3 separate regions of the Homo sapiens genome follow, and all the other regions are linked to region 3. Evidence: read pairs that join two places in POLR2A ChIA-PET (ENCODE). Cell type or tissue: PC-9. All regions are shown on one strand. Each heading gives the region's core, and the rest is flanking DNA. Links, peaks and the distances in the headings are about the cores only.

Region 1 (7,711 bases), core at 1-5,000, 530 kb before region 3:
AGGGGAGAAACTAGAGCTGGACTCTGCTTGACCCACAGACCCTCCGCCAGGTTGCCTTTGCGAGGCAAGAAGCGAAGGTTGGCGAGCCAGCTGGGAGTACCCACCCCCTCCATGCCTGGTGGAGTCACCCAAGCCCCAGCGACACCCCGGCCTGCCCAAGGTACTGGTGACCCTGGAGGCCGGGGCCCTGGCTTCTCAGTCAGGGTCTCCTCCCCATGGCGGCAGAGCTGTCTGGCGTTTTGAGCCCTTTACACCAGGGGCAAGAGGGCTGCAGGCCAGAGCCAGCAAAAGAGAAGAAGCAGAGGGAATGAGAAACCTAGAAGGTGGAACGGGAAGGAGGGAGTGAAATGGGCAAAGGCCTCCAAAAAAAACAACTTCCGCCTCCTAAGTTTAGTGCATTTAACTCTATAAATATCTATTGAACACCTACTGGATGCCAGGCACTTTTCTAGGCACTGGGCAGCTAGCATTAAACAGAAGGCAGAAACCCCTGCCTTCAACAAAATCTATGCTGTGTTGAATAAGTGATACAGGGAAAAGCTAAAGATGGGGAGAGAGGTGGGAAGGGTATAGAGGATGGGAAGAAATTTACAAAAGAGGCAGGGAGGGCTTTACTGAGAAGGTGACGATGAAGGAAGTGAAGGAAGGGCATTGCAGGCCAGGGGCTCATCGTGTGCAAGGGCCCTGGGGTGGAAGGGATCATGCAGTGGCGTGAGTGTGGGTTTGAGCAGCAGGTGATGGTCAGAGGTAATACGTGGCCACCAAAAGGACTCTGGCGGCCGGGCGCAGTGGCTCACGCCTGTAATCCCAGCACTTTGGGAGGCCGAGGCGGGCGGATCACGAGGTCAGGAGATCGAGACCATCCTGGCTAACATGGTGAAACCCCGCCTCTACTAAAAACACAAAAAATTAGCCGGGCATGGCGGGCGCCTGTGATCCCAGCTACTCTGGAGGCTGAGGCAGGAGAATGGCGTGAACCCGGGAGGCGGAGCTTGCAGTGAACCGACGTCGTGCCACTGCACTCCAGCCTGGGCGACATAGACTCCATCTCAAAAAAAAAAAAAAATTATCAGCGCATGGTGGTACGCACCTGTAATCCCAGCTACTCAGGAGGCTGAGGCAGGAGAATCATTTGAACCCAGGAGGCGGAGGTTACAGTGAGCCGAGATCGTGCCATTGCACTCCAGACTGGGGGACAAGAGCAAGACTTCGTCTCAAAAAAAAAAAAAAAAAAGGACTCAGTGGCATAAAGCCATGGCAGGATTCTAAGGACTGACATGGTCTCTGCATTGTAGCGGGTGCACTCTGCTGGTCTGTTGAGAATTAACTCTTTGAGACCAGAGTAGGGTCAGAGAGCCCTTGGAGGGTGGAGGGCTACAGAGATAACCCAGAGATGAGGGTGGCTTGGACCACAGTGGCAGCAGTGCAGAGAGGGAAAAGGAGTTTGGGTTTTGAAGGTATTCCAAAGGTAGAATTGGATGGGTGCCAGTTCCAGATCACCATCCGTAGGCTCGCTGTCCTGGAAACCTTTCTTCCTCTTCATGAAGGCACCTTCCCTTCACTTTTGCTTCAAGTTTCCATTCCACAGAGGGACAGAAACTCAATCTCAGTCCATCCAGGATCCCATCCTTCAGTTCTGGGGGTTGTGGCAGCCAAGTCATGGGTGGTGTGGGTGGGGAATCTGGTCCCCTGTCACCTTGTCCATCTCCACTGGCATCTGCAGAGGCCATCTCACTCCAGGATGGTCCACATGGGGCACAGCGTGTCCCACTCCACATCTAGCTTCCCTTCAGCTGCCTCCACACCCTGCTGCCTTGTAACTGCCAGGTGGTCTCAGGCCTCCTTCCCAAGCAGCCCCCAGCAGCTTTCTTGCTGTTCTCACTGAGCTGGACACCTCTCAGGAGCAAGAAGGAGCTATGCCCTTTGCTCCCAGAACCCCAAACCACCCTCAGTGTCTCTATCATCTTTGTCCAGTCCAGGGCAGCAGTCCCTGTTCAAGCACCTCACCTTCCTGCCTGTCCTCTGATTTCTCCCATCCCTGACCCCACCCTGGTCTGTGGAATATTCCCAGAGAAACTCTGGCTCTGATGTGTGCACTTCCCTCCACACCATCCCCGGCTCAGCTCTCAGCTCCGAGGCTGCCCCACAAGGTTATGCAGGTGTTTAGTGAGCCAGTGGGGGTGAAATTGGCACATTGCTTGTCCAGGCTTGGGCCTGCATACAAAGAGGTGGAGAGGCGCCTTTTCCTCATTTCCACAAAGGCATCTCTGAGCCACCATGGGCCTTGTGTGCTCACAAGCCTCTGGAAGGTCAAAAGCAAGGAGTTGGCTCTTGCTCTTCTGTGTCCTGTTGTAATAGTCCCCACTAAGAGCAATGGCAAGCTCCGGCCTAGCTGCCTGAATGAGGGGAGGTTTAGAGGGGAAATTACACTGGTTCATAAAGAAAATAGTAACCCCTTGCTTTGCTGGGAAGTCCCTCTGAAAGGGAAGGAATGATGGACCTTACCCCAGCACCCATGACCTGGGCCCCAAGAAGCTCACCAGTGACAATTTTGACTTTCTTTGTTAAATAGACATTACTACATAATTTTTTTTTTTTTTTTTTTTTTTTTTTTTTTGAGACGGAGTCTCGCTCTGTCACCCAGGCTGGAGTGCAGTGGTGCGATCTCGGCTCACTGCAAGCTCCGCCTCCCGGGTTCACGCCATTCTCCTGCCTCAGCCTCCCGAGTAGCTGAGATTACAGGTGCGTGCCACCACACCTGGCTAATTTTTGTATTTTTATTAGAGACGGGGTTTTGCCGTGTTGGCCAGGCTGGTCTCGAACTCCTGACCTCAGGTGATCCACCCGCCTCGGCCTTCCAAAGTGCTGGGATTACAGGCGTGAGCCACCACGCCCGGCCTATAGTCATGATTTTATTTATTTATTTATTTTGAGACACAGTCTCCCTCTGTTGCCCAGGCTGGAGTGCAGTGGTGTGACCTCAGCTCATCGCAGTGCCCCCTGGGTTCAAGCGATTCTTGTGCCTCAGCCTCCCAAGTAGCTGGGATTACAGGCATGCACCACCACACTCAGCTAATTTTTGTGTTTTTAGTAGAGATGGGGTTTCGCTATGTTGGCTAGACTGGTCTTGAACTCCTGTCATCAAGTGATCCGCCTGCCTATAATTTTTTTTAAGTGATGGGGTCCTGTTCTCTCACCCAGGCTTGAGTACAGTGGCATGAATATGGCTCACTGCATCCTTGACCTCCTGGGCTCAAGCGATCCTCCTGCCTTGGCCCAGGAGTTGCTCGCATGAGCCACCACGCCCAGTGTATTCAGATTTTCTTCGTGTTTCTTTTCTCTTCCGGGATCCCATGCAGGACACCACGTCGCATTTAGTTGTCCACCACGGTTTTTTTGTTTGTTTGTTTTTTTCCGAGACGGAGTCTCGCTCTGTCACCCAGGCTGGAGTGCAGTGGTGTGATCTCAGCTCACTGCAGCCTCCGCCTACCGGGTTCACGCCATTCTCCTGCCTCAGCCTCCCGAGTAGCTGGGACTACAGGCGCCTGCCCCCACGCCCGGCTAATTTTTTGTATTTTTAGTAGAGACGGGGTTTCACCGCGTTAGCCAGGATGGTCCCGATCTCCTGACATTGTGATCCACCCGCCTCGGCCTCCCAAAGTGCTGGGATTACGGGCATGAGCCACCGCGCCTGGCCCACCACAGTTTTAATTCTGAAGATGCAGTATTAAGAGAGGAGGCTAAAGAAGCACACACTTGCTTAATTTTTCCTTCGTTATATGCTGGGGATGGCAGCAGCAGCTTGTGGCTGAGTTTCGGTGTTCTGCCTGACGGGTGACAGCTGAGCAGGCACTAGGTCCTTGCAAAACGCAGGATGCTGGGGAGGGTCTTCACCTTGCATGGTGTCCTGTCCCACACTGCTCCTCAGGTTGGGAGTGGTGGGGAGTTACTGTTTAATGTGTACAGAATTTCTCTTTGGGATGACAAAAATGTCTGGAAATGGATGGTGGTGATGGTCGTAGAGCTTTACAGATTTACTTAATGCCACTGAATTATACACTTCAAATGATTAAAATGGTAAATTTTATTTATCTTTTGCCACAATTTTTTTTAAAACCTCAGTAAATAAAATGCAACTTAAGGCTTCTGCTTTTTGCTTTTCAGTAAAGGAAACTATTTTTTTTTTTAAGTCTGTCCCTTTTAAGCCTTTTACATTCCTCAAGTAAGGCTTACCCCCAGAATGGGGGTCAGGGATCGGTGCCGATGGGGCTAGAGCACCACCATCATTGCTACTGCTAATGACAATGGTGATAGCAACAACAGCCGTGATTGACTGCTCACTGTGCTAGCAGCTGTACCACATGGTCCCATCTGTTCTTCACACAGCCCCAGGGGCAGGTACGCTCATGGGAACATAGCACAGGGTAGTTAACGGACTCATCCAAGGTCATGCAGCTGGGAGTGGCAGCACCAGGATCCCTCCAGAACCAGAGCTCTTTCTCACCACCCACGTCAGTGCCAGCAAAGCCTCCCAAACTCCTCCAAAGCCACCTCGATAACAGGAGAGAGGTGTCCTTCACCAAGCCCGAGAGGGAGACTGCCAGGTGCCTGTGGAATAAGCCCTCTGGTCCAGATGAGGACTAGCAAGAGGAAGGGCTGTTTGCCTTCTTTAAAAAGATTACAATAATGACCGGTGTTTATTAAACACATACTATGTTCTACAATAGCGTTCTCCAGGCTGACGTCACCTATAGATCTCTAGCCCCACAGATGCTCCACTGAAAAATAGTTTCATAGCTGGGCACAGTTGTGTGCACCTGCAGTCCCAGTTACTTGGGAGGCTGAGGTGGGAGGATCACCTGAGCCTGAGAAGTCAAGGCTGCAGTGAGCTGTGATCACACCACTGCACTCCAGCCTGGGTGGCAAGAGTGAGACCCTGCCTCGTAAATAAATAAATAAATAAATAAATAAATAAGAAAAATAGTCTCACAGCCAAGTAAGTTTGGGAAGGGCCTCCTAGAGGATTTGAAAGGAGCTGCAGTGATGACACCCCTTCAGCTTTGTCTAACTCAGTGATTCCCAAATCTCTTTGGCCCCAGCAGCCCATTTTCATTGCAAGATCCATCAACAGGCCTCAGGTCTCCAAGTTGGTATTCACAGGCTGTCTGAGCAGTGCTCCTTTTTTTTTTTTTAATTTCTTTTTGAGATAGGGTCTCACTCTGTCACCCAAGCTGCAGTGCAGTGGCACAATCTCAGCTCACTGCAACCCCCACCTCCCAGGCTCAAGCAATCCTCCCACCTCAGTCCCCCATCACCACCCAGTAGTTGGGACCACAGGTATGTGCTACCACGGCCAGCGAATTTTTACGTACTTTTTGTAGAGACAGGATTTTGCCAAGTTGTCCAGGCTGGTCTTGAACTCCTGGACTCAAGCCATCTACCGGCCTCGGCCTCCCAAAGTGCTGGGATTACAGGCGTGAGCCACCGCACCCAGCCTGAGCAGTGCTTCTAAACATGGTCTCGCCATGTCTTCCCCTCATGCTCGAGGAATGGAAGTCAAGTGTAGAGAGGTCAGTGGCTGATCCACAGCCCCCTACTCACTCTACTTAGAAAATAAATGCTAAAGAGTTTTAATATACACAAAAAGTAGTTACAGGCTGGGCACAGTGGCTCACGTGTGTAATCCTAGCATTTGGGGAGGCTGAGGCAGGAGGATCGCTTGAGTCCAGGAGTTCAAGACCAGCGGGGGCAACTTGGCAAAATCCTGTCTCTACAAAAAATACGTAAAAATTAGCTGGCCGTGGTGGCACATACCTGTGGTCCCAGCTACTGGGTGGTGATGGGGGACTGAGGTAGGAGATCAAGGCTGCAGTGAGCTATGATAATGCCACTGCACTCCAGCCTGGATGACAGAAAGAGACCTTGTCTCAAATACGAGAGAGAGAGAGAGAGAGAGAAATAACAGTTACAATAAGGCTGTCTGGCAGCACTAGTGGATTCTGCAGTGATAAGGGAAAGAGTAACACTATTTTCTGATAAATCCTTTTATGTTCCATCACCTTTAAGGGTGAAATAGGGTTTTGTTTTGTCAATAAAAATGTCGACATGTCCCCCCACTGCCACGGTGAGAAGGGACCACGTCCTGAGGCCCAGCAAAGTCCCAGTCTTGCAGACATGGGCAAGCCTCTGGGAACTTTGGGTTGCCTGTGAAATGTGCATGTCCTTTGGAGTAAAGTGGGGAGTTCTTTCTTCAAAGTGAGGCTGGGTGTGGTGGCTCACGCCTGTAATCCCAGCACTTTGGGAGGCCAAAGTGGGCAGATTACCTGAGGTCAGGAGTTCGAGACCAGCTTGGGCAACACAGTGAAACCCCGTCTCTACTAAAAATACAAAAATTAGCTGGGCGTGGTGGCAGGTGCCTGTAATTCCAGCTACTCAGGAGGCTGAGGCAGGAGAATTGCTTGAAGCCGAGGGGGTTGTAGTGAGCCAAGATTGCGCCACTGCACTCCAGTCTAAGCAACAAGACCAAGACTTGGCCGGACCTGACGGTTGTTCTAGGTTGTTCTAGGCGAGTGACCTAGGTCATTCTAGGGTGTCCAGTCTTTTGGCCTCCCTGGGCCACGTGGGAAGAATAAGAATCGTCTTGGGGCACATAAAATACACTAAAGACAGCTAATGAGCGGGGAAACACAAAATCACAAAAAATAAAATTAAATAAAAGCTTTAAGAAAGTTTACAATTTGTGTTGGGCCGCATGCGAGCCGCGAGTTAGACAAGCTTGCTCTAGGTGGTTCCAGGCCTTCCTGCGTGCCCAGCTGGCGAGGCGGATGGAGGAGATTCTGCTGCTGCCTCTCCAGCAGTCCTGGGAGGAAAGGTCTCATGGAATTAAAGGAAACAGCTACGTTAATATCTGCCAGCGCCCGCTCGGAGCCGGGCCCAGCCCCACGTGCCAGGACAGCGGGCAGCTGCGGGCGCTGTGCGCTGGTGGGGACCTGAAAGCGTCCGGATGCGCTGGCCCCGCTGCTGCTGCGCGGGCGTCCCGGGCGGGCCCTTGGCAACCGGCTTTCTGCACTGGACGCTGCCGCCCAGAGAGCTGCTCATCGACGTTTGGGAGAGAGGGAGGGAATGTTTTAGGATTCCCAGCCCTTCGGCACGGGGAAAATGGAAGGAGAGGACCCGGCCCATGCCCCTTGGTGGCTCAAAGGCTCTAGACACGGTCGGCCTCCGGGTTTGAACCCCTCCTCCGCCTCCTGTTATCTCTGAGACTTCAGCAAGCTACTGCCCTTTCCAAACCTGTTCCTGACCTTCGCATTGCAGAGTTAATCCATCTGGTGGATCTGGGGATGCTGGAGGAAGCCGTTAGAAGCCCCCGGCGCGTGGTGAGGACGCAGCCGGAGACGCAGGCCTCTCCCTCCAGCAGTGGGGCGTGCCCACAAGTCCCCCCTCTCCAGTGTATGCAACAGCCTAGTGTCTGACCAGGCTCCCATTCCACGACTCCGCAATTCCACGGCCAGCACATCCCAGGATTCAGTTTCAGGGTTCTACCCCTTCCTGAGTCAGCTAAAGCGCAGCAGGGACATGCTCTGTCCGGGGAGAACGTGCTGGCCCAGGTCATCTGTCATCTGTCACACCAGTATCGACGCAAGAAAAGCATCAAGACTTTTTTTTGTCTTTCTTTTTTTGAGACAGCGTCTCACTCTGTCGCCTGGGCTGG
Region 2 (5,000 bases), core at 1-5,000, 450 kb before region 3:
AATCTTTATGGGGATAAAGAAATTAGGACTTGTGAGACATTTTAAAGGTAATATCCTGCTTTTTAAGGAATGCTAGCATTTTGTAAGATCTTCATAATCATTTAAGAGATCAGCTACTTACCCTATTCCAGAGGGTTTAATACAGAAAAGTCTCTCATTTCTTAGCTCTTCTAAGCAGCTAGCTGTCCTTTCTCTCATTGGAGTTGGAGCTCCTGGCTGTTTTGGTTCATTCTCACCATGCTTTGCTCTATCTTCTCCCACCCATCGACCCTCATCCACTCCTGCTGCCACTCAGCTGTGAAGTCGATCAAGAAGCAGCACCTGGTGGAGGTGAGGTCCATGGCCAACCCTCCTGCTGCTGTGAAGCTGGCGCTGGAGTCCATCTGCCTGCTGCTGGGGGAAAGCACCACAGACTGGAAGCAGATCCGCTCCATCATCATGCGGGAGAACTTCATCCCCACCATCGTCAACTTCTCTGCAGAGGAGATCAGGTGAGAAAGTGGAAGTGCCAAGGTATTGCCAGAAATTGAAATCAGTTGTTCAGGCCAGGCACGGTGGCTCACGCCTCCAATCCCAGAACTTTCGGCTGTTCAGGCCAGGCACAGTGGCTCACGGCTCCAATCCCAGAACTTTGGGAGGCTGAGGCAGGTGAAGTGCTTGAGCCTAGGAGTTAGAGACCAACCTGGGCTACATGGCGACACCCTGTCTCTACAAAAAAATACAAAAATGAGCTGGGCGGGGTGGCATGCGCCTGTAGTCCTAGCTACTTGGGAGGCTGAGGTGGGAGGATTGCCTGAACCCAGGGGATCAAGGCTTCAGTGAACCGAGATCACACCACCGCACTCCAGCCTGGGTGACAGAGAAAAACCCTGTCTCATTAAAAAAGAAGAAAGAAAAAAATTGTTCAAGTGTTGAGCACATTTTCAGCTTTCACCTGAGAACCAAGGGTCAGTCTAGCTCATCCCCAGTGGTCAGTCACTGGGGCAATGAGATGGGAGCTGGCTCTGGTCTCTTCCATTTTAATTTTATGAAAACTCTTCCTTGCTTTTGTCCTGCATGTGTTTAGAAATATCATTCGTCTTTTACAGTGACGCCATAAGGGAGAAGATGAAGAAAAATTACATGTCCAATCCAAGTTACAATTATGAAATTGTGAATCGGGCTTCCCTGGCTTGCGGCCCTATGGTGAAATGGGCAATTGCACAGGTGATTAACACAGCCAGGAGCTCCCGTGTGAAAGGTGACCTCTTTTCCTGTCACTTAAATAACAGTTATCAATTGGTTCTTCCCAGCTTAACTATGCAGACATGTTAAAGAGAGTGGAGCCCCTACGCAATGAGCTGCAGAAGCTGGAAGATGACGCCAAGGACAACCAGCAGAAGGCCAACGAGGTGGAGCAGATGATCCGAGACCTGGAAGCCAGCATCGCCCGCTACAAGGAGGAATACGCCGTCCTGATCTCAGAGGCCCAGGCCATCAAGGCAGACCTGGCAGCTGTCGAGGCAAAAGTAAGATTATCATCATTGATCCTCAGCCTTTCCTGCTGTGGAAGCAGAGATTAACACACTTCAACATGCGCTGCATGCACCATGCTGGCCTCGGTGAATTCGCTCTTTAACATCTGTAAGGCCCCGGAGGACTTTTTTCCTGGAAAATAATACACACTGAGTAGTCACTAAGTGTTGTTAATTAGGATAGATTGATACAAACTGGACACTTTTCAGCCGTTGAATCCCCCACCAGCAGCTCCAGACCTGTTTGCTCTGCTGCCTGAGGGCCTCGCTCCGTACCCAGCTTCTGCCCCGCTGAGATTCTGAGTCGTGTGTGGTCATTAGTTATATATGATCTGGGTCTCATCTCCTCTGGGACTGTGAACAACTTGGGCACGTTTCTAACCCACCCAAAACCCTGCACATAATGTGGATGAACCGATTTGCAGGATTCGGTATAAATCCTGAAAGGCCTCATCCCTGAGCATCTTGTTCGGTTTTCCTTTTAGGTAAACCGGAGCACTGCTCTTCTGAAGAGCTTGTCTGCTGAACGTGAACGATGGGAAAAAACAAGTGAAACTTTCAAAAACCAGATGTCCACCATTGCTGGGGACTGTCTCTTGTCAGCTGCGTTCATTGCCTACGCGGGTTACTTTGACCAGCAGATGCGTCAGAACTTGTTCACTACCTGGTCCCATCACCTACAGCAAGCCAACATCCAGGTGAGAATCACGGGGAGTTCAAAAAGGATGTGCGAGCAGTGTGAGGCAAGCTGGTGTTTAGTGCACAGTTAGAGTCTTGAGAACAGTCCCATCTGTGGCTGTGAAGAGGAGGAAAGGTAACGGCCTTGCCTTTCAGTTCCGTACAGATATTGCCAGGACGGAATACCTTTCCAATGCTGATGAGCGTCTTCGCTGGCAGGCCAGCTCCTTGCCTGCTGATGACCTTTGCACAGAAAATGCCATCATGCTGAAACGATTCAATAGGTATGAGCTCGGGTGCCAAGGAGAGGCATGGGAGGAATGTGGGTGGTGATCTTGAATTTTTTTCAAAATACACCCTTGTTTGAAGAGAGGAATAGAAAATGGGGCGTGGGCATACAGTGCTGGCAGCTTGGTGCTCCTCTGATGGTGGGGCGTGTGCTGTTCTCGTTATTGTCAAGTGTCTGAGTTATTCTGCAGTGAATGCTTCTTGTAACCTTCTAAAATCGATTGGCAGGGGCCAGGCACAGTGGATCACGTGAGGTCAGGAGTTTGAGACCAGCCTGGCCAACATGGTGAAATCCTGTCTCTACTAAAAATACAAAAAAATTAGCCAGGCGTGGTGGCATGCGCCTGTAATCCCAGTTACTCAGGAGGCTGAGACAGGAAAATCTCTTGAACCCAGGAGGCAGAGGTTGCGGTGAGCCGAGATCACGCCACTGCACCCCAGCCTGGGCAACAGAGTGAGAATCCATCTCAAAAAAAAAAAAACATAAAAATAGGCCGGGCACAGTGGCTCACACCTGTAATCCCAGCACTTTGGGAGGCCGAGGTGGGCAGATCACGAAGTCAGGAGTTTGAGACCAGCCTAGCCAACATAGTGAAACCCTATATCTATTAAAAACACAGAAAATTAGCTGGGCGTGGTGGCAGGCGCCTGTAATCCCAGCTACTCAGGAGGCTGAGGCAGGAGAATCGCTTGAACCCGGGAGGCAGAGGTTGCAGCAAGCCAAGATGGTGCCACTGCACTCCAGCCCGGGCGACAGCACAAGACTCCGTCTCAAAAAAATAAAAATAAAGTGGATTGGCAGGGTTGTGTTTGGGGGTGGACATTCAAACAAACAGTCCTCTGTTACAAGAACTGAAAATAGCTAGTTAAAGGGGAAGTACTACCTGTTTTTCTGCTTAGGAAAGACAGAATAAGAAATGGGATGTAACTGCAGTGAAGATGGGCTAGGTGCCGAGAGGGTTCCACGTCTCACCGGGTGGTGCCAGCAAGAGTATGAATCAATCAGTACAGCCTGTGCGCAGGGCTGGATTTGCCTAAATGACCCTTTGACCTAGGAGTTCCACTTCTAGGTGTTCATTCAACAGTAGCCTGGCCTAGGTACAGAATGTGTGTAGGTACCAAGTGTGTACCAGCTGAAGACTGGAGATAACTCAGATGGCCCTCCTGAGGGCCCACCACGCCGTGGTGCTGGGTAGTCTTTGCCAACACAGGACATTCGAATACAGGCTGGACAGGTGCAGAGCGGACAGTAGAGGCCTCCCACGAGGCCACAACTCCCACACTGACACATGTGTCTGTAAATGCTTAGACCTTCTCTGTAAAGACAGGCGAAAAACTGGTAAAAGCCATCACCTGGGCAAGGGACTTTGGTGACCAAAGAATAGGGTCAGAAAGGCAGGGCAGCATGGTTCTTCTCACCATATGCCCTTTTATAGTTGAGTTTTGTAAAAGCTTGTGTGTATATTACCAGTTGGGTTTTTTTTTAACGTTTTAACTGGCTAGACCGTAGGTAGATCACATTAGCTTATTTGTGTCCTTTCCTCATTTGTAGAATGGTTCGATAACAGTGTCAGCCTCATAGGGCTGTTATGAGGATTACGTGACGTAGTGTCTGTAATTTGACACGGTCCTTGGCAATTAAAATTCTGTATAATGTTAATCCCTTGCTGCTGCGACATCATTGATGTTGATACGTGCTGTCTAGAAGGATCGTAAACATGAAAAAGCTATTCTAACAGTGCAGGATGCTGAGAGGATGATTGTCCCAGAAGGAAAAAGATTTTTAACTATGGCCCTCTTGGTGTATGACTCAAGCTACCTCCTCATGCCAATAGTTGTTCAAAAGGATGAGGTGATGTTAGCATTAAGCATGTAAGCTTTATTGGTAAACCTGAAAACGTCTCCGGAAACCACTCTCGGGTGGTGGTAACAGCCTATCAATCAGGGTCTCTCATCAGGGACTCGGCTAACCGTGATCCTGTGCTTTCCCCATTCGGTGTTTCAACCTTCTCTTCTGTGGCCTCATCCTCAGGTATCCGCTGATCATTGACCCCTCTGGACAGGCCACAGAATTCATTATGAATGAATATAAGGATCGTAAGATCACACGGACCAGCTTCCTGGATGACGCCTTCAGAAAGAACTTAGAGAGTGCACTGAGATTCGGTAACCCCCTTCTGGTCCAGGTTGGTGTTGGCCTTTGAATTCTTGAAACACTGCATTCAAGAGTGAATTCCTTTTTGGGGGCTGCCTTTAGTTTTCAACTTTGTAAGACTTCATTTTGTATCAGAAGGATAAAGCTTTGCGGTGGTTCTGTAATAGATAAATTCAACAGAATCATTATTTGCATTTAAAATTCTATTCAGTGGTCGGGCGAGGTGGCTCACACCTGTAATCTCAGCACTTTGGGAGGCCGAGGCGGGTGGATCATCTAAGGTCAGGAATTCAAGAAAAGCCTGGCTAAACCCCATCTCTACAAAAAATACAAAAATTAGCTGGTTGAGGTGGCTGGCACCTGTA
Region 3 (11,030 bases), core at 2,875-7,874:
AAACAGGCTGGAAAATGTTCAGAGAATCAGTGAGCACAGACCCCTTCAAGTGGCCTCACGTAAATGAAATCCAAGTCTTAAGAGGGAAGAAGGGTGACAGGAAAAAAAGATGTGAAGAAGAAATACAACTGAAAGTTGTCCAAATTTGATGAAATAATTATGCTGAGTCAAGAAGCCAAAGAATACATACTGTTATCATTTCATTTATATAAAATTTGGCCAGGTACAGTGGCTCATGCCTGTAATCCCAACACTTTGGGAGGCTGAGGCGAGCAGATTGCCTGAGCCCAGGAGTTCAAGACCAGCCTAAGCAACATGGCAAAACCCCGTCTGTACAAAAAATACAAAAATTAGCTGGGTGCCTGTAGTCCCAGCTGCTCAAGAAGCTGAGGTGGGAGGATCCCTTGAGCCCAGGAGGCAGAGGCTGCAGTGAGCCATGATGGCTGCCACCTCACTCCAGCCTGGGTGATAGAGCATGACCCTGTCTCAAAAACAAACTTATTTATATAAAATACTAGAAAATGCTAACACAGGCCAGGTGCTGTGGCTCATGCCTGTAATCCCAGCACTTTGGGAGGCCAGGGCGGGTGGATGACCTGAGGTCAGTAGTTCAAGACCAGCCTGGCCAACGTGGTGAAACCCCGTCTCTATTAAAACTACAAAAGTCAGCTGAGTGTGGTGGTGCACACCTGTAATCCCAGCTACTTGGGAAGCTGAAGCAGGAGAATTGCTTGAACCTGAGAGGCAGAGGTTGTGGTGAACCGTGATGACGCCATTGCACTCCAGCCTGGGCAACAGAGCGAGACTCCGTCTCAAAAAAAAAAAAAAGGAAAGAAAATGCTAACACAGATCAGTGCTTACTCAAGGCCTGGCAGAAATTTCAAAGGGGAGGTGTGGCAGTGGCTTCAAGAGTGTATGCATATGTCAAAGCTTACCCAATTATGTACTTTAAATGTGTGCATTTCATTGTATGTCAGCATACCCCTGTAGAGCTGGTTTTTTTTTTTTTTTTTGAGACAGAATCTTGCTCTGTAGCCCAGACTGGGGTACAGTGGTGCGATCTCGGCTCACTGCAAGCTCCGCCTCCTGGGTTCATACCATTCTCCTGCCTCAGCCTCCCAAGTAGCTGGGACTACAGGCGCCCGCCACCATGCCCGGCAAATTTTTTTTTTTTTTTTGTATTTTATGTTGATACAGGGTTTTACCACGTTAGCCAGGACATACAAAAAATTAGCCAGGCGTGGTGGCGGGCGCCTGTAGTCCCAGCTACTCAGGAGGCCGAGGCAGGAGAATGGTGTGAACCCAGGAGGCGGAACTTGCAGTGAGCCGAGATCGCACCACTGCACTCCAGCCTGGGTGACAGAGCGAGACTCCGTCTCAAAAAAAAAAAAAAAAAAAAAAAGAGTTAGCCAGGACGGTCTAGATCTCCTGGCCTCGTGATCTGCCCACCTCCCAAAGTGCTGGGATTACAGGCGTGAGCCACCGCACCCGGCCTGTTTTTGTTTTTTAGAGACAGAGTCTCACTCCATTGCCCATGCTGGAGTGCAGTGGAGTGATTGTGGCTCACTGTAACCTCAAACTCCTGGGTCAAGCCATCCTCCCACCTCAGCCTCCCAACTAGCTAGGACACTACAGGCATGCACCACCGCACCTAGCTAATTTTTAAAAAAATTTGTAGAGGCATAGTCTTGCTATGTTGCCCAGGCTGGTCTTGGACTCCTGGCCTCAAGCAAGCCTCCCACCTTAGCCTCCCAAAGTACTGGGATTACAGATGTGAGCCACCATGTCTGGCCTCTGTAGAGTTGTTTTAAATATTAAAGTGTACAAAAAAAAAATTTAAATGGGCCGGGTGTGGTGGCTCATGCCTATAATCCCAGCACTTTGGGAGGTCGAGGCGGGTAGATTGCTTGAGCTCAGGAGTTCAAGACCAGCCTGGGTATTATTGTGAAATCCCATCTCTATGAAAAATACAAAAGTTAGCCAGGTGTGGTGGCATGTGCCTGTAGTTCCAGCTACTGGGGAGGTTGAGGCTGCAGTGAGCTGTGATCATGTCAGTGCGCTCCAGCCTGGGTGACAGAATGAGACCCTGTCTCAAAAAAAAAAAAAAGTTTTAAATGAAGATTATAGGGTACCCTACATTGTGTTTGGTTTGCAGAGGGAACAGAAATGAGTGAAGCTGCCTAAGCATGGTGGCTCACACCTGTAATCCCAGCACTATGGGAGGCCGAGGCAGGTGGATCACCTGAGCTCAGGAGTTCAGGACCAGCCTGAGAAACATGGTAAAACCCCATCTCTACCAAAAATACAAAAAATTAGCTGGGCATGGTGGCACATGCCTGTAATTTCAGCTACTCGGGAGGCTGAGATGGGAGGATTGCTTGAGCCCAGGAGGCGGAGGTTGCAGTGGGCTGAGATCATGCCACTGCACTCCAGCCTGGGCGAAAGAGTAAGGCCCTGTCTCAAAAAAAAAAAAAAAAAGGAAAAAAAAAAGGAAATGATTGAAGCTGTTTTTGGAGTTAACTGACCAAAAGTTAAATGACTAAAAGAAGAGCGAGGCAGGAGGTTATAGAAGCAATCATGAAAAAAATACAGATCCCCAGGGTCCCAAACCTGGTTTCCGAGGATGGGTAGTGTTTGAACTTGGACTTGAGACTCAATGGGCATTTTCAGTGACCAGCAGGTAAAGAGGCTTGGCCTAGTGTTTCTGAGTAGGGAAGAGTGCTCCTCCCTGCTGCCTTGGGAGGACTGTCTGCTGCTGGACCACCCTGAGGACTGTGAGACATTAGCTCTGTGGGCTTCTAGGCTCCTGGCAGTGAACCTCTGGGAGTGAAGGATGCACAAAGGATGTTGTGGGAAAGAGAAGATCTGAGATGTCCTTTGGGTCATCTTTGGAGGATCTTGACTCTGAGGCTGGAGGGTTTGTGGCTAATTCCATGGGCAGTGGGGGCTGTTGGAGGCTCTTGAGCAGGGCCGGACAGGACCCAAATGGAGAAGGTCTGCAGTGAGCTGTGGAAATTCTTTGGCCTGATTCGCTGGATTTGTGGTGCACATCTGTGAGATGTGAGATTGGGATGGAGTGGACATGGGGACTCTGACATGGATTGTTTTGGGGCAGAAGAAGCCAATCCATGCTGGCGTCCCAGCCTGGGTCTGTAATCTCATTAATCTCCTTTTGGTGACTGGACCAGTTGCCTGTACAAGTGCCTCTTGGTCTCCTTGATCCAACCTCACTGAGCCAGCGTCGCTTGTATGCATGATACTGCAAGACTTCCTTCCCAGCTGGCCTGCACGCAGGTGCCTTGGAGAGGCATTGGGCAGATGGCATGTGGCCATTTCCAGCAGTGGGGCGCAGTGCTCAGGGAGACTGCAGCATCCTGGAGCCCTGCCAGCCAGGAGGGACTGTTCCCATTGCGGGCAGAATCTGTTACTTGCAATCAGAAGAACTTCAACTAATACTTGTTTTTTGCCTGTAGATTCAATTGACCTTGGGAATGTTGCTTAAACTCGCCTTTCACTTTCATTTTCCTATCAGTAAAGTGAAGGGTCATATCCACATTAGAGCCATCAGAGGAGCTTATTAAAAATGTCCAGGCCTCGGCCCTCCCTGGAGATATGAATTCAGCAGGTCTGGGGTGAGGCCCAGGCATCTTGGTTGGTTTTTTTTTTTTTTTTTTTATTGATTTATTTGAGACGGAGTCTTGCTCTGTCGCCCAGGCTGGAGTGCAGTGGCATGATCTCGGCTCACTGCAAGCTCCACCTCCCGGGTTCACGCCATTCTCCTGCCTCAGCCTCCCGAGTAGCTGGGACTACAGGCGCCCACCACCACACCTGGCTAATGTTTTGTGTTTTTAGTAGAGATGGGTTTTCACTGTGTTAGCCAGGATGGTCTCGATCTCCTGACCTTGTGATCCGCCTGCCTTGGCCTCCCAAAGTGCTGGGATTACAGGCGTGAGCCACCATGCCCGGCCTATTTTTTATTTTTGAGACAGAGTCTCAGTCTGTCATTCAAGCTGAAGTGCAGTGGTGCGATCATAGCTCACTATAACCACAAACCCCTGGGCTCAAACAATACTCCTGCCTCAGCCTCCAAAATGGCTAGGGGTATGCACCATCACACCTGGCTCATTTTTTAATTTTTATTTTGTAGAGATGAGGTCTTGCTGTGTTGTCCAGGCTGGTGTCAAACTACTGGTCTCAAGTGATCCTCCCACCCCTCAGCCTCCCAAAGTGCTGGGATTGCGGGCGTGTGCCACTGTGCCTGGCCAGTTTTGTTTTTTGGTTTTGGGTTTTTTTTTTTTTTTTTTTTTTTGAGATGGAGTCTTGCTCTGTCGCCCACTGGAGTTCAGTGGGGTGATCTTGGCTCACTGCAACCTCCGCCTCTTGGGTTCAAGTGATTCTCCTGCCTCAGCCTCCTGAGTAGCTGGGAGTACAGGCACCCGCCACCACGCCTGGCTAATTTTTTTTTTTTTTTTTTGAGACAGGGTCTCACTCTGTCACCCAGGCGCGTAGTGCAGTGGCACAATCTCAGCTCACTACAACCTCTGCCTCCTGGGTTCAAGTGGTCCTCCCACCTCAGCCTCTTGAGTAGCTGGGGCTACAGGTGAGTGCCACTATGTATTTGTATTTTTAGTAGAGACGGGGTTTCTCCATGTTGGCCAGGCTGGTCTCAAACTCCTGATCTCAGGTGATCTGCCCGCCTCGGCCTCCCAAAGTGCTGGGATTGCATGCGTGAGCCACTGTGCCCAGCCACACCCAGCTAATTTTTGTATTTTTAGTAGAGATGGGGTTTCACTGTGTTGGCCAGGCTGGTCTGGAACTCCTGACCTCAAGTGATCCACCTGTCTTGGCCTCCCAAAGTGTTGGGATTACAGATAGGAGCCACCACACCGAGCCTGGTTTTTATTTTTCATGAAAGTCATACATGAAATGCCAAGTGTGGTGGTATGTGCCTCTAGTCCCACCTACTCAGGAGGCTGGGTGGGAGGATCACTGGAGACCAGGATCATCCACCGCACTCCAGCCTGGGCAACAGAGTGAGCCTCCATCTGTAAAAGAAAGAAAACAGAGTCACATGTGAAAATCAGTAGGTTGACATGTCAGTGGGTTCTATAAGATGTGCTATAAGAAACATGTCTCTCCTGCCAATTTTGCCCTCTCTGGAGAGTTCCTTTCAGTTCTTTTCGCTGCCTGTCTCTGAATGCTGCTTCGGGAGCTGTGTTTGGTCCCCTGACTTCAGGTGTTTCTGGTTGACTCTCTGCGGGAAGAGAAGCATGCAGAGCTCTTGCATCCCCCGTCCCCCATTCCCCCAGCCACCCACCTCCCTTCCTACTTCCACCCTGCCAGAGCTGCAGTGCTTCCTGGGCACGGGCCTTGCTGTGAGGACAGAGGAGCTCTTCACAGCGGAGGCAGGGGATGAATCACACCTGCAGTTCCTTGTCTGTGTGACTCTTTGTTTTCCCTGGACTTGATAATCATCTTGTTTGCTCATCTAGTTTTTTTTCTTTTTTTTTTTGAGACAGAGCCTTGCTCTGTTGCCCAGGCTGGCGTGCAATGGTGCGATCAATCTCTGCTCACTGCAACCTCCAACTCCTGGGTCCAAGTGATTCTTCTGCCTCAGCCTCCCGAGTAGCTGGGCTTAACAGGCGTGTGCCACCACACCCAGCTAATTTTTTGTATTTTTAATAGAGACAGGGTTTCACCACATTGGCCAGCCTGGTCTCAAACTCCTGACCTCAGGTGAGCCACCTGCCTTGGCCTCCCAAAGTGCTGGGATTACAGGCATGAGCCACTACACCCAGCCTGCTCATCTAGTTTTCTAAGTGCAGTTCCACACATTCAATCCCAAACTCTCTGCCAGTTGTCTCACACATTAGGAATGTGTCCTCTCCATTTCTTCCCCCTGCAGAGATCTCTCCTGCACCCTCTTGGCCAGCTCCAGTCTGGCCTCGTTCCTCTCTCTACCCGGGACCCAGCTGTTGTCCTAGCGTCACCTTTGACCTCCCCTCATGTTAGAGCCCCTTTCTCCCGGATCCCGGGTCTTCCTCTCTCTGTGTCTGTGTTTGTTTGGGTGGAGTTTATCTTCCAGTCGGTTCCCAAGGAAGGGTTCATGGTTGGTGACTTTTTGGAGGTATTGCATGTCTGAAAAGTCTTTCATCTGTGTTCACCCTTGACCTTGCTGGATATAGCAGTCTAGGTTGGAAACCATTTTCCTTTAGGATTTTGAGGGTCTTTCTCCATTGTCTCTCGGCTTCCAGGATTGCTACTGAGAAGCCAGAAGCCTTTCTTTTTTTTTTTTTTTTTTTTTTTGAGACGGAGTCTCGCTCTGTCGCCCAGGCTGGAGTGCAGTGGCATGATCTCGGCTCACTGCAAGCTCTGCCTCCCAGGTTCACGCCATTCTCCTGCCTCAGCCTCCCGAGTAGCTGGGACTACAGGCGCCCGCTACCACGCCTGGCTAATTTTTTTTTTTTTTGTATTTTTAGTAGAGATGGGGTTTCACCGTGTTAGCCAGGATGGTCTCGATCTCCTGACCTTATGATCTGCCCGTCTCGGCCTCTCAAAGTGCTGGAATTACAGGCGTGAGCCACCTCGCCCGGCCCAGAAGCCGTTCTAACACCTGATCCTTGATACTTGACCTGTTTTTCTTTCTGAAAGTTTGTAAGGTCTCTTTGTTCCTAGTGTTATAAGAACAGATACATAGTGGTATGCCTTGGTGAGGGCTGTGTTCATCCTTGCAGCCAGGTGGTTGCAGCCTATGTGCTGGTGGGTGTCTGGGTCCTCTGCTGGGGTCCTCTTCTGCCCCGCCTCTCTTGTTTTCCTTTTTTTGTTGTTATGTTTTTGTGTGTTGTTGTTGTTGTTGTAGGGTTTTTTGTTGTTGTGGGGTTTTGTTTTGTTTTGTTTTGTTTTTGAGACGGTCTCTCACTCTGTCACCCAGGCTGGAGCACAATGGCGCAATCACAGCTCATTGTAGCTTTAAACTTCTGGGCTCAAGCAATCCTCCCACCACAGCCTCCCAAGTAGCTGGGACCACAGGCATATGCACCATGTTCAGCTAATTTTTTTATTATTTTTTGTAGAGATGGAGTCTCACTATATTGCCCAGGCTGCTTTTGAACTCCTGGGCTCCAGCAATCCTGCCACCTTGGCCTCCCAAAGTGCTGGATTCCAGGCATGAGCAACTGCACCTGGCACCCCTCCTGTTTTCTGTCTGCTCTGGCTGAAGGCCTCCTTTTCCTTTTCTTTTTTTTTTTTTTTTTTTTTGAGTTGGTGTTTTTGCCCTTGTTGCCCAGGCTGGAGTGCAGTGGCGCAATCTGGGCTCACTACAGCCTCTGCCCCCCGGGTTCAAGCGATTCTCCTGCCTCAGCCTCCCACGTAGCTGGGATTATAGGCACCTGCCACCATGCCTGGCTGATTCTTATATTTTCAGTAGAGACAAGGTTTCACCATGTTTGCCAGGCTGGTTTCGAACTCCTGACCTCAGGTGATCCACCTGCCTTGGCCTCCCAAAGTGCTGGGATTACAGGCATTAGCTACTGTGCCCAGCCTGGAGGCTTCCTTTTGTATTGTGGACTTTCTAAGCTGGCCTCCACTTTTCCTTTCTCTCCTGTTTCTGTCTTTTTATGCTTTTATCCTGCTTTCTAGAAGACATTCTCAACCTTATTTCTCCAACCCTCTGTCAGATTATTTCCATGATCACATGTTTAATTTCTGAAAGTTCCTGTTGTTGTTTGATGGCTGTAGAGTCAGTCTTCTCTCATCTCCCTAAGGATGTTTTGGAAGTTTCTTCTCCCTGCCTGGTCTTTGTATGTCCCAAGTTGTGTGTTTTCTGTCTAGTTCGCCTTTTACATGGCAGAGGCTTTCTTCAGATGTTGGCAGTCCCCTGGTTGGAAGAGTGAGGCCCAGCAAGGCTGACTGGAAGCCCTGAGCACATGCATGGAGCCTGTGGGCCCCGCGGGTCTCTGACAGCAATCTGGCTGGGCTGCTGGGTGGGGAGTCGTTGCTTTTAGCCTTCCAGGGCCCGCTGAGTCCTTGCCATGCATCCCCCACTTTCCAGCTTCCAGAATTGTATGGCTGCTTCCTCCCCTCATTCTCTCTGTCCTTAGGAGATTTGAACCTTTTTTCTTTGAGATGGAGTCTTGCTTTGTCACCCAGGCTGGAGTGCAGTGGCCCGATCTCAGCTCACTGCAGCCTCCCCCTCCTGTGTTCAAGCAATTCTCTGCCTCAGCCTCCCGAGTAGCTGGGATTACAGGCGCATGCCACCATGCCTGGCTAATTTTTGTATTTTTGGTAGAGACAGGGTTTCGCCATGTTAGTCAGGCTGGTCTCGAACTCCTGGCCTCAGGTGATCCGGTCTGCCTCGGCTTCCCAAAGTGCTGGGATTACAGGCGCGAGCCACTGCGCCCGCCCCGTTTTTCTTTGTTTAACCCATTCCCTCTCATGGTAGTGGTGCTTGAGAAGGGAGTGAAAGAGTAATTGTGTGCTCATTATCATCACTGCCCAGAAGCTTCTGGCTTCTTCAGCGCCCTGCAGGTGACTCTTGCACATACCCAGCGCTGAGCACCATGGTGCAGCTCATCCCCTTCACCTCCACGGTTCTGGTATCACAGTCTTCAGAGTATAGCCACTATTTTCCTCTAAGCCTCTGAACATCTTTGAGTGGTATTTAGGTGCTGGTGGGGCTGCCTGTTACACTGTAAGTTGTTCCGTCAGCACAACTATGCTGCCTGCAAATGAAGGTATGAAACCTCCCCAAACTGCTGTCTAATGGTGTGGGATGGAACCAGCTCCCTTTGAGAGAAACTAAATTGTTTTTTGCCACTTCCTTTAATTTTTTCCATGTTGCCTTTTTTTCCTATACCTCCATTTAAACATCTATTGTTTTTGAGCTCTCTTCTTCAAAACTTGCTTCTAGGAACTATTACCCCTCTTCACCATATTGAACTCTAAGTCTTTTCTCTCATTCTGGAAGGCCATGATACCTAGAAGTAGACCACAGGGTTCTAACGGGGTGCCCTGGGTCCTGCAGCAGTCCCCTCATCGTGCTTTAACAACTTATGACCCAGTAGTTTAAACAACGACCTAGGGAAGCTTGTCCCAGCCTGCCCTGCGTGTGCCCCCAGTAAAACCATGAGCGGCAGGAAGGGGAGCCCCTCGCGATGCTTGCCATGACCCTAGAGGAGCAGAGCCCAGAGATCATCTTTAGGGACCTCTCCCTCTGGGCTGCACTCATCCAGAAGGTGCTTCCCCGAGCCTGTCTGTAGAGTCAGCCACAGAGCAGGGCGATGAGCTATCAGAGACCAGGGTGTGTGCCACTGGGTCCAGCTTCTGCTCTTCTTGTCTCACAGCAATATTTGAGTCCTGGTGCTAGCCATGGCGCAGTCGTTGGGCTGGTATCAGTGACAAGGTCTGGAGGGTAGACAGGAAGAGTGGCCAGTTGGCTCCACCAGCCCCTGCTCAGGAAGGACAGAATGTGACAGGCACCCAGGAAACCTGCTTCTGAGCGTTTTCTTTAGCGCACCCCCTACAATTAGCAGATGCAGCTTCTTGCTGGATTCTGAGGTCACACCTCAGACCAGATGTAGAGGCCCAGCAGTAACTGGAGTCAGTGCAGAAGGACCCACCACGGAGAGGGAGAGGCCTCTGACAGGCCAGAAGAGAGCAGCAGTGGAGCCTGTTTCTGTCTGGAGCCCTGCTCTGCTGGGCCAGAAGTTTCCAAATGTTTTTTAGCAGTGGGACCCATTCTTCAAATTAAAAAAAAATTTTTTTGAGTTAGGCTCTTGTTCCGTCACCCACGCTGGAGTGCAGTGACACAATCTCAGTTCACTGTAACCTCAACCTCCTGGGCTCAAGTGATCCTCTTACCTCATCCTCCTGAGTACCTGGGACTACAGGTGTGTGTACAAAATACAAAAAACACTCCCAGCTGTCCAGCCTTAAATAAAATCTTGTACATAAGCCAGATGTGTTCAACAAGTAACAGCAAAACTGGTCCCATGAAACTGCCCCTTCCACAGGGGCCCTGAGGCACCTCTGCAAGGCCAGGGCCCCACAGGCGCTGCTGGAAAACTGCTGGTCTTCGGGCCAGTGAGGACAGAGAGAGAGCTCAGCACAGCAGGCCCCGGGCAGCCATACCCACCTCGTACCACGGTCAGAGTCTCGAGGAGCCTCAGAGATCATGGTCCCCGGCTCCTCCAGCTAAGGACACAGACCACGAAGAGGAGGTCCTCCTAGTGTGTCAGCCCTGGCTCTGAGAATTTACCTTTAATTTAATTCTAGACCTATTAACATGGGTATCGGGTTTTTAAGCCCATCTGAAATTGGGAAGAATAGACCAGAAGCAGGAAGAGGGTCTGCTACAGGGAAAAAAGAACTAGAAAGACCAAACAGAAGTCAGAAAGTACAGCTACCACGGGGCCATGTGACAAATGGCCCAACCAACCCACACGCCTCAGCGCCCCCTGAGGCTGCACGGATAGACGGACAGACACACAGCAGCACCATGAATCCTTGAGGGAAAGTAAAGCTCAGCATGTGTCAGTCTTTACGGGGATTCAAGGTTAAAACAGGGAGGGAGAGAGACTTGGAGGGAAAAGAAAAGGCAGTGTGGAAAGCACAAATGGCCGCCTGGATAACCGTGGTTTGTTTGGGTTAGGATTATTTCCAGAGGCGTCTTTCCTGGGGCATTTGTGCTGCCGCTTCAAAAACCCTCGGTCCACCCTGGTATTCCTGAAACATTCCTGCTGAATTTCTTCCAAGTTCTGATAAGTCCATGCCAAAATGGTCTGTCTAGATACATGTTTCCTTTGGCTGTGAAATCTTCAGCATGTTTTTGTTTTTCAGCCTGGGTTTACCACATTCTGACTGAGGAACATGTGTGAGTGTGTGTGTGCGTGCGCACACGTGTGTTGATAAAAGCTATGATAAAAGCTCAGCTACAAGAAGTTTGAAGAACTGTGGTCTGAGCCCCAGACACTTGTGTTTTCTTTTTCTTTTCTTTTCTTTTTTTTTGAGATGGAGTCTCGCTCTCTCCCCCA

What was found. Peaks named below come from ENCODE experiments on the same cell type or tissue, not always from the same donor. Only the 100,000 strongest peaks of a DNase experiment are listed, where the experiment ranks them.
Region 1: POLR2A ChIA-PET joins it to region 3 with 16 read pairs; 1 of 35 experiments calls an interaction of 5 or more read pairs at or near these places.
Region 2: POLR2A ChIA-PET joins it to region 3 with 8 read pairs; 1 of 35 experiments calls an interaction of 5 or more read pairs at or near these places.

Annotation. Positions count from the first base shown.
Region 1 is chr14:101,948,917-101,956,627 of GRCh38, forward strand. No RefSeq gene overlaps it. Among named protein-coding and RNA genes, the nearest start is that of DYNC1H1, 12 kb to the right of the region's middle. In PC-9, for the core only: no CTCF peak of the experiment used is centred there; no DNase peak of the experiment used is centred there; H3K4me3 peaks cover 1,438 bases; H3K27ac peaks cover 704 bases.
Region 2 is chr14:102,031,977-102,036,976 of GRCh38, forward strand. It overlaps DYNC1H1 (dynein cytoplasmic 1 heavy chain 1), which reads left to right. Exons shown (of 78, transcript NM_001376.5): 52 at 296-491; 53 at 1,089-1,206; 54 at 1,293-1,508; 55 at 2,000-2,212; 56 at 2,349-2,476; 57 at 4,513-4,666. It overlaps LOC107984661 (a long non-coding RNA gene), which reads right to left. Exons shown (of 2, transcript XR_001750903.2): 2 at 4,339-4,793. Among named protein-coding and RNA genes, the nearest start is that of HSP90AA1, 53 kb to the right of the region's middle. In PC-9, for the core only: no CTCF peak of the experiment used is centred there; a DNase peak (open chromatin) is centred at 2,505; H3K27ac peaks cover 3,464 bases.
Region 3 is chr14:102,476,556-102,487,585 of GRCh38, forward strand. All of the region lies in intron 17 of TECPR2 (tectonin beta-propeller repeat containing 2), which reads left to right. Among named protein-coding and RNA genes, the nearest start is that of ANKRD9, 28 kb to the right of the region's middle. In PC-9, for the core only: no CTCF peak of the experiment used is centred there; DNase peaks (open chromatin) are centred at 5,426 and 5,856; H3K4me3 peaks cover 294 bases; H3K27ac peaks cover 1,676 bases.